Linked DNA regions of Homo sapiens: all the other regions are linked to region 2. Evidence: chromatin contacts called from ENCODE Hi-C or POLR2A ChIA-PET data. All regions are on one chromosome and are shown on one strand. The core of a region is the stretch at or near the end of the contact, and the rest is flanking DNA. Distances in the headings are between cores, read along the strand shown. Region 1 overlaps PALM2AKAP2 (PALM2 and AKAP2 fusion). Region 2 overlaps PALM2AKAP2 (PALM2 and AKAP2 fusion). Region 3 overlaps PALM2AKAP2 (PALM2 and AKAP2 fusion).

Region 1 (2,814 bases), core at 225-2,724, 110 kb before region 2:
ATCCAATGAGAGATCCCACGCCCCACAGGTGGCTTCCTCCAGTACTTAGCTCCCTTTAACTCCCAAGAACCCCTGAAGCTTTGCTAATTGGCATAATTAAGGTGAGAAATAGGTTTTCATTAGTGAAATTAGTGGCCTGTCAATTAGCATAATGAATGTTAGAAATCCGTGAAATTGGTGGTGTTCAAATTTGTGGATTAGAGATCTTCCTCACCCTTTCATAAAGGGGATATGCCAATAGAGCGAACCCTTTGGTTTATACACCCTTAGGGATGGTGTTTGAGGTTTGAAAACTAAACGATCTTGTTTCTAGCCTTTGGCTCAGGGGACTTCGGTTGCTTACCACCCACTAAAATGGTAACAGAATCCTGTCTTCATAAAGTTGCCACATCTGTCTTCAGGCAAGGTGGGGTTGGAGCATCTAGAAATTTAGGGAGCTGAGATTTCCTCATAGCATTTTTTATAAATGTTTATTCAACTCAAGTCTGTATGAGTGCCAGAATTTGGTCCCAGAGACCTGTGTTTAACATAACCTGGTAGCCAGGCTGCAACTAAAGTCGCCTTTATTTACCAAAAAGTGTTTAATAGTTTTGCAAAGCAAATTAGCGTGGCTTAATTTACAACACAGGTGCCTATGTCTCCACCTAAAGAATGCAGGAAATGTGGTAATTCAGAGTTTAGCGTCCAAAGACCAGAGTCTGGGGTCATTTCTTGGCTCTACCTATAAAAGTCCTACCAGACTTTTTGTAATTATGGAATTCTGCTGAGAACAGAACTCCTTCATAAGCAGGACTAATAATATCTCCCAAATCTGTTTTGAGAATTAAGTTAGAAAATGTACTTAAAAGTACTATGTAAACTGTAAAACGGTTAATGCAAATGTTCACTATTATTAAGCCATTTTACACTGAGGTTTAAATGACAGGTATTATATTCTTTCTGGCAGCAGACTGATTTTCTTTTGGGAAAAGAGCAGGAGATTTTTAGAAGAAAAGAAATCAAGAAGAAAAGATGAAAGAAAAAAGGCCCGGGAAAGACTCAAAGTCAGAATCTATGGCAGCTCTAATCTCCCTAATCTTTCCCCAACCCCAGATCCTTACATGTGAATTTTAGTTGAAGCTGAACACGACTAGGAAGATACAGTTGTGCTGCAACAGAGGGAGTAATTTCACAAAATGTCCTTAAAAGTTAAGTCCTGAAATGCAGTAAGTAGAATGAGCAGTCAAGAACCACCCAGACCTGGGGCTCCAGTCACATGGGAAGCAGAGGAGGGGTCACACATTGGTTAAAACAGAACCTGGTCCATCTCCACAACTCAACTAGCCAAGTAAATGTACAAGTGAATGAGACAGCCCTGACAAGCCTGTCCTGTGGGCATGCTGTAAGTGTGGCATCCCCATTTTCTGGTTGACACATGTCTAATAGCTTATCATTTCACAGTACATGCACATACATATGTCAGCTGATGCTTGAAAAATGGCCCTCTGTTAAGTGGGAAAGGCATGAATTTTATTTCAGTCTTAAAACTTCAGAATAAGAGGTATAGAGAAATAGAGGGACGTTTCCCAAGATCACCTGCCTAGTAAGTGCCCTAGCCAGGATTTGAAGGTGGGTTCTTCTCATTCTATCCTGATACATCAAAATGGAGTCTCAATATTAGGAGGCTTTTAAAATGACATGGGAAATGGTAAGAAGAGTGGATGGATCAAAACAGAGTTAGCTTGGCTTTTTGGTTGATCTTTTGCTTGCTTGAATCTCTACAGATGATGTGAGACTCACAATTTAGCTTTAAAAGTCGATGATCCCTTTACCTTCTTTATTCAGTCTTGGTCAGAAATAGATGAACTCCCTGGAGAGTTAACTCTCTGGAGACGTATCTGTTGCTCTACGTGTCAGCTAGAAATGTGACTTCTTGCACGGTCTGGGGATTTCACCCTCTGGGCTGGTCTCTGAAGGGGTTCTGTTTCCTCTGGCCACTTGCCAGAGGTAAAATATTAAGATCCCATGTCCATGTCATTATGATGGACACTGTGGGAAAAGGCTGCAACTCTTCACCAACACCACAAGTGAGATTCTAGAAGCCTGTTTACATTTGCACAGAAAACACAACAGCAGGGCCCTGATCCCTGCCCCACTGGGCATAGACACCCATGTGTTCTTTCTGCCCAGGGTACCTAGGCCTACAGCTAGGCATGTCATGGACAGAAATAACTTTAAGGAAGTGCATTTTCCTTAGCAGGTCTGCCTGAGCCCAGGCGGAGAGCAGAAAGGTGTCCTTCACCACAAGGACAATGTTCACTGTGTTCACAGCCTCCCCTCTGCCCCACCATCCTCAGGCTGTTAAAGCTCGACAGTGTGCCTAACCCATCTCGACCTCCTAGGCTCCTAGCCTAAATGCACAGTGTGAACCAAATTACTCAAACATCAGGCTGTACAACCAGGTTTCTCTGCTTTGAATAACCCAGATTACTTCCTACTAAAGCCATGACATTTAAATTAGAAATGCTTTTCTCCAGATAATAGGTGACCCGATCCTTTAATCCAGTTATTTATAAGTTCCACCAAAAATATAAACTCACTCTTGGCCTAGGAACAGAGGCATGGCTATAAAACAAAACTTCCTCATAGCTGTGAAATCAGAGAGTATCTCCGTTTTCCCTTCTCATCCTGCCTCTCTTTTGTAAGTCACGTTTTCAGTGCGCAGGACGCAATGACAATCATGATGAAGAACTGGTTCCACGAGCTATGTGTGGCTATCTTTAGAGAGGTTCTTCCTAAATTTTTAACTTTCTGGCTAAGTCAGGATGTCTCCAG
Region 2 (2,734 bases), core at 77-2,576:
ACTCCATCTCAAAAAAAAAAAAAAAAAAAAAAAAAAGAAACCACAATGAGATACCATCTCACACCAGTTAGAATGGGGATCATTAAAAAGTCAGGAAAAAACAGGTGCTGGAGAGGATGTGGAGAAATAGGAACACTTTTACACTGTTGGTGGGACTGTAAACTAGTTCAACCATTGTGGAAGTCAGTGTGGCGATTCCTCAGGGATCTAGAACTAGAAATACCATTTGACCCAGCCATCCCATTACTGGGTATATACCCAAAGGATTATAAATCATGCTGCTATAAAGACACATGCACACGTATGTTTATTGTGGCACTATTCACAATAGCAAAGACTTGGAACCAACCCAAATGTCCAACAACGATAGGCTGGATTAAGAAAATGTGGCACATATACACCATGGAATACTATGCAGCCATAAAAAATGAAGAGTTCATGTCCTTTGTAGGGACATGGATGAAACTGGAAACCATCATTCTCAGCAAACTATTGCAAGGACAAAAAACCAAACACCACATGTTCTCACTCATAGGTGGGAACTGAACAATGAGAACACATGGACACAGGAAGGGGAACATCACACTCCGGGGACTGTTGTGGGGTGGGGGGAGAGGGGAGGGATAGCATTAGGAGATACACCTAATGCTAAATGACAAGTTAATGTGTGCAGCACACAAACATGGCACATGTATACATAAGTAACAAACCTGCACATTGTGCACATGTACCCTAAAACTTAAAGTATAATAATAATAAAATAAAATAAAATAAAAATAAAGAAAAAAAAAGAAAAGAATGTGCCACTGGAGGAGGGAATATTTGAGCCAAAGATGTGAATATAAAGAGAGAGGGAGAGCAGGAAGATCAAGGGAGAAGTGAATGAAAGCCAGGGGCTTTTAAAAAACACAGTGCCTGCAAGAGTTGGTCTTTGTTCCAGGAGCCATGGGAAGGCCAGCAGGGCCTTAGCAGAGGGATATTATCAGCTTGATCTTTTCATTTATTTTTTTAGAGATGGAGTCTCAGTATGTTGCCCAGGCTAGGGTTGAAATCCTGGGCTCAAGCAATCTTCCCACCACCGTGCAAAGCTCAACTCAGCTTTTTAAAAAGAAAGCTACAGTATCCAGGCTACAAGTAGACCGGATAAAGAGGGCAAGAATGGGTACAGAGAGAGACACAGTGAAAGACAATGCTAAAAATGAAACTGAAGTTAAGAGTAAGAAAGTCTAGAAGGCAGGGGAAGCCTGAGGCTTATTCAGTGTTGAAATGGGAAGTAATCAAAGGGCACTGAATAGGGAAGTATCCAAATCCTGCCTCAGATTGGTTGGACAACTGGAGAGCCAAGAGCAATAGTAGGGCTCACATTGCCACCCCCAGACTGCATTAGTGGTGTGCTAAGACAAGATTTTCTGAAACTAATCATGAAAGTTACTTGGAGCACTTATTAAAAATGCTAATTCTCAAGCCCAGGTCTTCTGAATCTGAATTCTGAAAGATGTCTGGCAAGCTGTGTTATTGTTGTTTTCTACATTGCTGCAGGTGATTCTCAGGGTCAGGCATTTCAAGAAATACTGATCCATACCTGTTTTTTTTTTTTTTTAAATTCAATGTCTGGACAAGCAACAAAACAGAATAGGATATAAAATAGAAGCTATTCTGAGATACAGCTACCCTTTTCTTCCAGTGAAGGATGATAAATATAGGCTGAAAAAAGTTAGTGGTTCTCCCAAAACAAGAACAGGTAAAAAACAATTTATAAGGGTAAGTAGAGTAAAATAAGAAAATTATGTGGATCTTCGTAATATTGGTTTATCAGCCTCTATGGCATTTGCACTCAAGAAGCATAGGTGTGATTCTTGGCAGAATCTGAGTGCATTCATTTCCCAGGGTTGCCATAACAAACTACCACACACTTGGTGGCTTAAAACAACGGAAATTTATTTTCTCACAATTCTGGAGGCCAAAAGTTCCAATTCAAGGTGTCAGGAGGGCTGCACTCCTCTCCCTCCAAAGGCTCTAGAGAAGACTCCTTCCTTGCCTCTTCTAGCTACTGGTGGATCCACGTGTTTCTTGACTTGGGCTGCATAACTTCAACCTCTGCCTCAGTCCCCTTACATGGCCTTCTGTGTATATGAGTATCCTCTTTTGTCTCTTATAAGGACATGTGTCATTGGATTTAGGGCCCATCTGGTAAATCCAGGATGCTCTCATCTCAAGATTATTAGTATTATTTTCTGAGACAGAGTCTCACTCTGTCACCCAGGCTGGAGTGCAGTGGTGTGATCTCAGCTCACTGCAACATCTGCCTCCTGAATTCAAATGATTCTCGTGCTTCAGCCTCCGGAGTAGCTGGGATTACAGGCGTGTGCCACCATGCCTAATTTTTTTGTATTTTTAGTAGAGACAGGGTTTCACCATGTTGGCCAGGTTGGTCTTGAACTCCAGGCCTCAAGTGATCTACCCACCTCAGCCTCCCAGTGCTTGGATTACAGGCATGAGCCAACGTGCCCAGCCAAGATTGTTAATTGTATCTGCAAAGACTTTTTTTCCAAATAAGTCACATTCACAGGTTTATTAGTCCATTTTCACACTGCTGTAAAGAGTTACCTGAGACTGGGTAATTTATGAAGAAGAGAGGGTTTTTTTGTTTTTTGTTTTGAGATGGAGTCTCACTCTGGTCATGCAGGCTGGAGTGCAGTGGCGTGATCTCAGCTTACTGCAACCTCCACCTCCT
Region 3 (2,700 bases), core at 106-2,605, 80 kb before region 2:
ACCCTGAGATGGGAGTGAAAGAAGTGAGGACAAGAGAGGACAATTAGCAATTGAAGCTGAAAATGCAGAGCACACACAAAACTGTCCTGCAGAGGCAGAAAGAGGCTGGGATGTGGCATCACTGGCTTCGGTGGCTAGGATGGGGTAAGGGGCTCGAGGAGGAAGAAGAGTCTGAAAAGGCAGATGGGGCCAGATCATGTAGGTTTGGGTCTTAAATTTTAAGTGTCATTGAAAGAAAGCATAAGGGATTGGGCTGGGGAATGACGTGGTCTTGTTTTTCTGTCCTAATAGTGACTTGCTGGTCTACCTAAGCCTCCACAAGTCTAGGAGTTGAGCATCTGTTTCACTTGTACTGGGCCCTGGCAGTGCCCAATGGGGAGGGGAGGGGAGGGGAGGAGTGGAGAGGAGGAGAGGTCCAAGCAAGGACTTTGGGATAACAACTCCATGGCCCCAGAAAAGCCAGGCCTAAACTAATTTATTTACTTTTGAATGTCTCATCTTTTTTTCTTGGCTTAATCTTTCAAAATCCAGCTCTGGAGGTAACACAAACAAAAAACATACAAGGTCAACAACACTGGAGGACAAATATATTCTCTGCTTGATAAAGTTTATACTCTAATATTTAATACATATTCATAAATCCCTGTATTATTTCTGAACACATTACATCTAACAGCTCAGTAAATATTGTCTAGAATACAGAAGTAAGCCTAATCCCATTAAGCACTATTCCATTAATAAGGATATTCCTGCTTTAGATGGTGTCAGATTAGCAATGGAGGCTGAAAATGCAGAGGAGACACAAAGCCGTCCTACAGAGGTAGAAAGAGGCTGGGATGTGGCATCAAGATCAAACCAAGATCAAAAACTGGTTTCAAATCTTGGTTTTGCACCTGTTCACTGTTAAGACAAGCTGCTGGACCTCTTGGAGCCTCAGCTTCCTTATCCGAAAATGAGACAAGAGTGTGGTCCTTGGAGTGTCACAGTGCTAAATGAGATCACATATGCAACATGCACAGTGCAGTGCCCATCAGCAGCAGCTCTCATGGTGGTAGACGCATTGGTGGTGGCAGGAGTAATCTGGGAAGACATCCACAGCTCCTTGGGGACCAGTGATCCAACAGGCTGCCTCGTAAGTGGGTCATATGTTATATCCAAAAGGAAAGGGAACAGTGAAAAGGAAAATGTTTCATACAGAGGATTTCCCAGATTAACCTCAGCTGAAATTCCCTTACTTACATTTGAAAGCATGCAAGCAGCTGCAGATGGTTTCAGGCTGGCCCACAGAAGCCAGCTGTGTTTCCCCTCCAGAGAGGCCGTGGGAAATGACAGCAACAGCTGCCCAATGATGTCCAGTGAAAAAAGGCGGCCGCTGTTTGCACCTGAAAGCACGTGGCTTTCTTTGTCTGCCTTGGCCTGGGTTATCCATGGAGATGCGCTGATACATTTCCCTAACCTCTACTTGTCTTTCAGCCCCTGAAAGCGTGTGACTACCTTTGTCTGCCTTGACCTGGGCCATCCATGGAGACTTACTGATATTAATATATTTCCCTAACCTCTATTTGTCTTTCAAGCAGATCAGAAAGTAATGAGGGAGAGAGATTAACTCCCAGCAAAGGTTCTGGCTACACTGATGGGAGTAGGTGGCTAAATTTCTGGACATCCACCCTTGGACACTCAGGAGTGGAGTGGAGGGTGCAGGACCCCAAACACACACAGCAAACCTCCCAGGAGCAGCCCCACATCCTGCGTGTCTTTTTAAAATTTCTGTTTTGGCAAGTTTTGATCCCTAACAGGAGAGAAAAGGCTGAAGCGGGGATAAGACCTGGTAAAAAGACACACACTTGTGCAACGGACCCCAGATGCATTGCAGAGGCTTGGTCTCAAGACCAAGAGCTTCAAATCCTAGAAGCTCTCAAGGGCTTCAAATCCTAGAAGATGTTCACTCTAATCTCTATTCACATTTATCCTATTCTAGATTTCCAGAAAAAATCTGAACATCACTTTGATACCAGGAGGCATCCCATCTTGGCTCTGGGAACATTCTCCTCCAGGCACTCACCTCCCCGGAAGCCACCCTTGGCTCACTCAGCAGAGGCCTCAGACTCTTGCTGAATCCACAGACCAGAATCTTCAAGTCAGCTGGGGGAATCCACCCCTTTTCCAAGTTGAGGGGGGTTTGGGCCAATGTCACATGTCTTTGTCATGTGCCCACTGTAAGAATATCCCAGGAATTGTAGTAGTTATCCAGAAGGATCTCTACAAAGACAGTTGACACAAATTCTAAACACAATCCCCCTGATGCAAAAGAGCCCAGCTGGCCTTCAAGGGGTCGGAGAATAATTTGGGGTTGTTACATATCAGAAGCCAGGTGACATGGTTTCCTGCCTTTCTTAGATACAAGGAGCTTTCCATCTGGGACATAGCAGAGGACTGGCCGTTAAGCCTTCCATTTCCAGTGGCCTTTCTCAGACCCCTACCTCACCCCATGTACACAAAGGCCTTTGTGGGGGAAGGGAATCACCATCTTATAGGAACCAAAACCTGAGCCCATTTTTCATTAAAGGCTTTTGCATTGCTATGATAAGCCACCTCTGTTGCTTCCCCTATGTGACCAAGAAAAGACTAGGTTCAGAGACAAACGCTGAAACATGTAGACAGATATCAGCTTCCTTCTAGAAGTGCAGGGGGTTGCTGCAC

The links. A loop is a pair of places that touch in the nucleus more often than their neighbours do. ChIA-PET counts read pairs that join two places held with the same protein, here RNA polymerase II (POLR2A). Pooled maps may share reads with other maps.
Region 1: a pooled map shows a loop between it and region 2 (2.5-fold over the local background). The contact joins two enhancer-like sites. A Hi-C loop is called at or near these places in 1 of 168 maps with a recorded cell type or tissue (chondrocyte) and 3 of 50 pooled maps. POLR2A ChIA-PET finds 5 or more read pairs at or near these places in 5 of 52 experiments (AG04450, OCI-LY7, activated B cell and 2 more).
Region 3: a loop to region 2 is called in a pooled map, with 2.6 times the contacts of the local background. The contact joins two enhancer-like sites. A Hi-C loop is called at or near these places in 2 of 50 pooled maps. POLR2A ChIA-PET finds 5 or more read pairs at or near these places in 6 of 52 experiments (AG04450, MCF 10A, OCI-LY7 and 3 more).

Annotation. Positions count from the first base shown.
Region 1 is chr9:110,128,236-110,131,049 of GRCh38, reverse strand. The region is part of intron 7 of PALM2AKAP2 (PALM2 and AKAP2 fusion); the gene reads right to left. Among named protein-coding and RNA genes, the nearest start is that of C9orf152, 79 kb to the left of the region's middle. Within about 2 kb of position 1,474, at least 2 of the 41 ENCODE cell types and tissues checked have a DNase peak (open chromatin) inside an H3K27ac peak, as active enhancers do.
Region 2 is chr9:110,020,608-110,023,341 of GRCh38, reverse strand. The region is part of intron 7 of PALM2AKAP2 (PALM2 and AKAP2 fusion); the gene reads right to left. Among named protein-coding and RNA genes, the nearest start is that of C9orf152, 190 kb to the left of the region's middle. Within about 2 kb of position 1,326, at least 2 of the 41 ENCODE cell types and tissues checked have a DNase peak (open chromatin) inside an H3K27ac peak, as active enhancers do.
Region 3 is chr9:110,100,296-110,102,995 of GRCh38, reverse strand. All of the region lies in intron 7 of PALM2AKAP2 (PALM2 and AKAP2 fusion), which reads right to left. Among named protein-coding and RNA genes, the nearest start is that of C9orf152, 110 kb to the left of the region's middle. Within about 2 kb of position 1,355, at least 4 of the 41 ENCODE cell types and tissues checked have a DNase peak (open chromatin) inside an H3K27ac peak, as active enhancers do.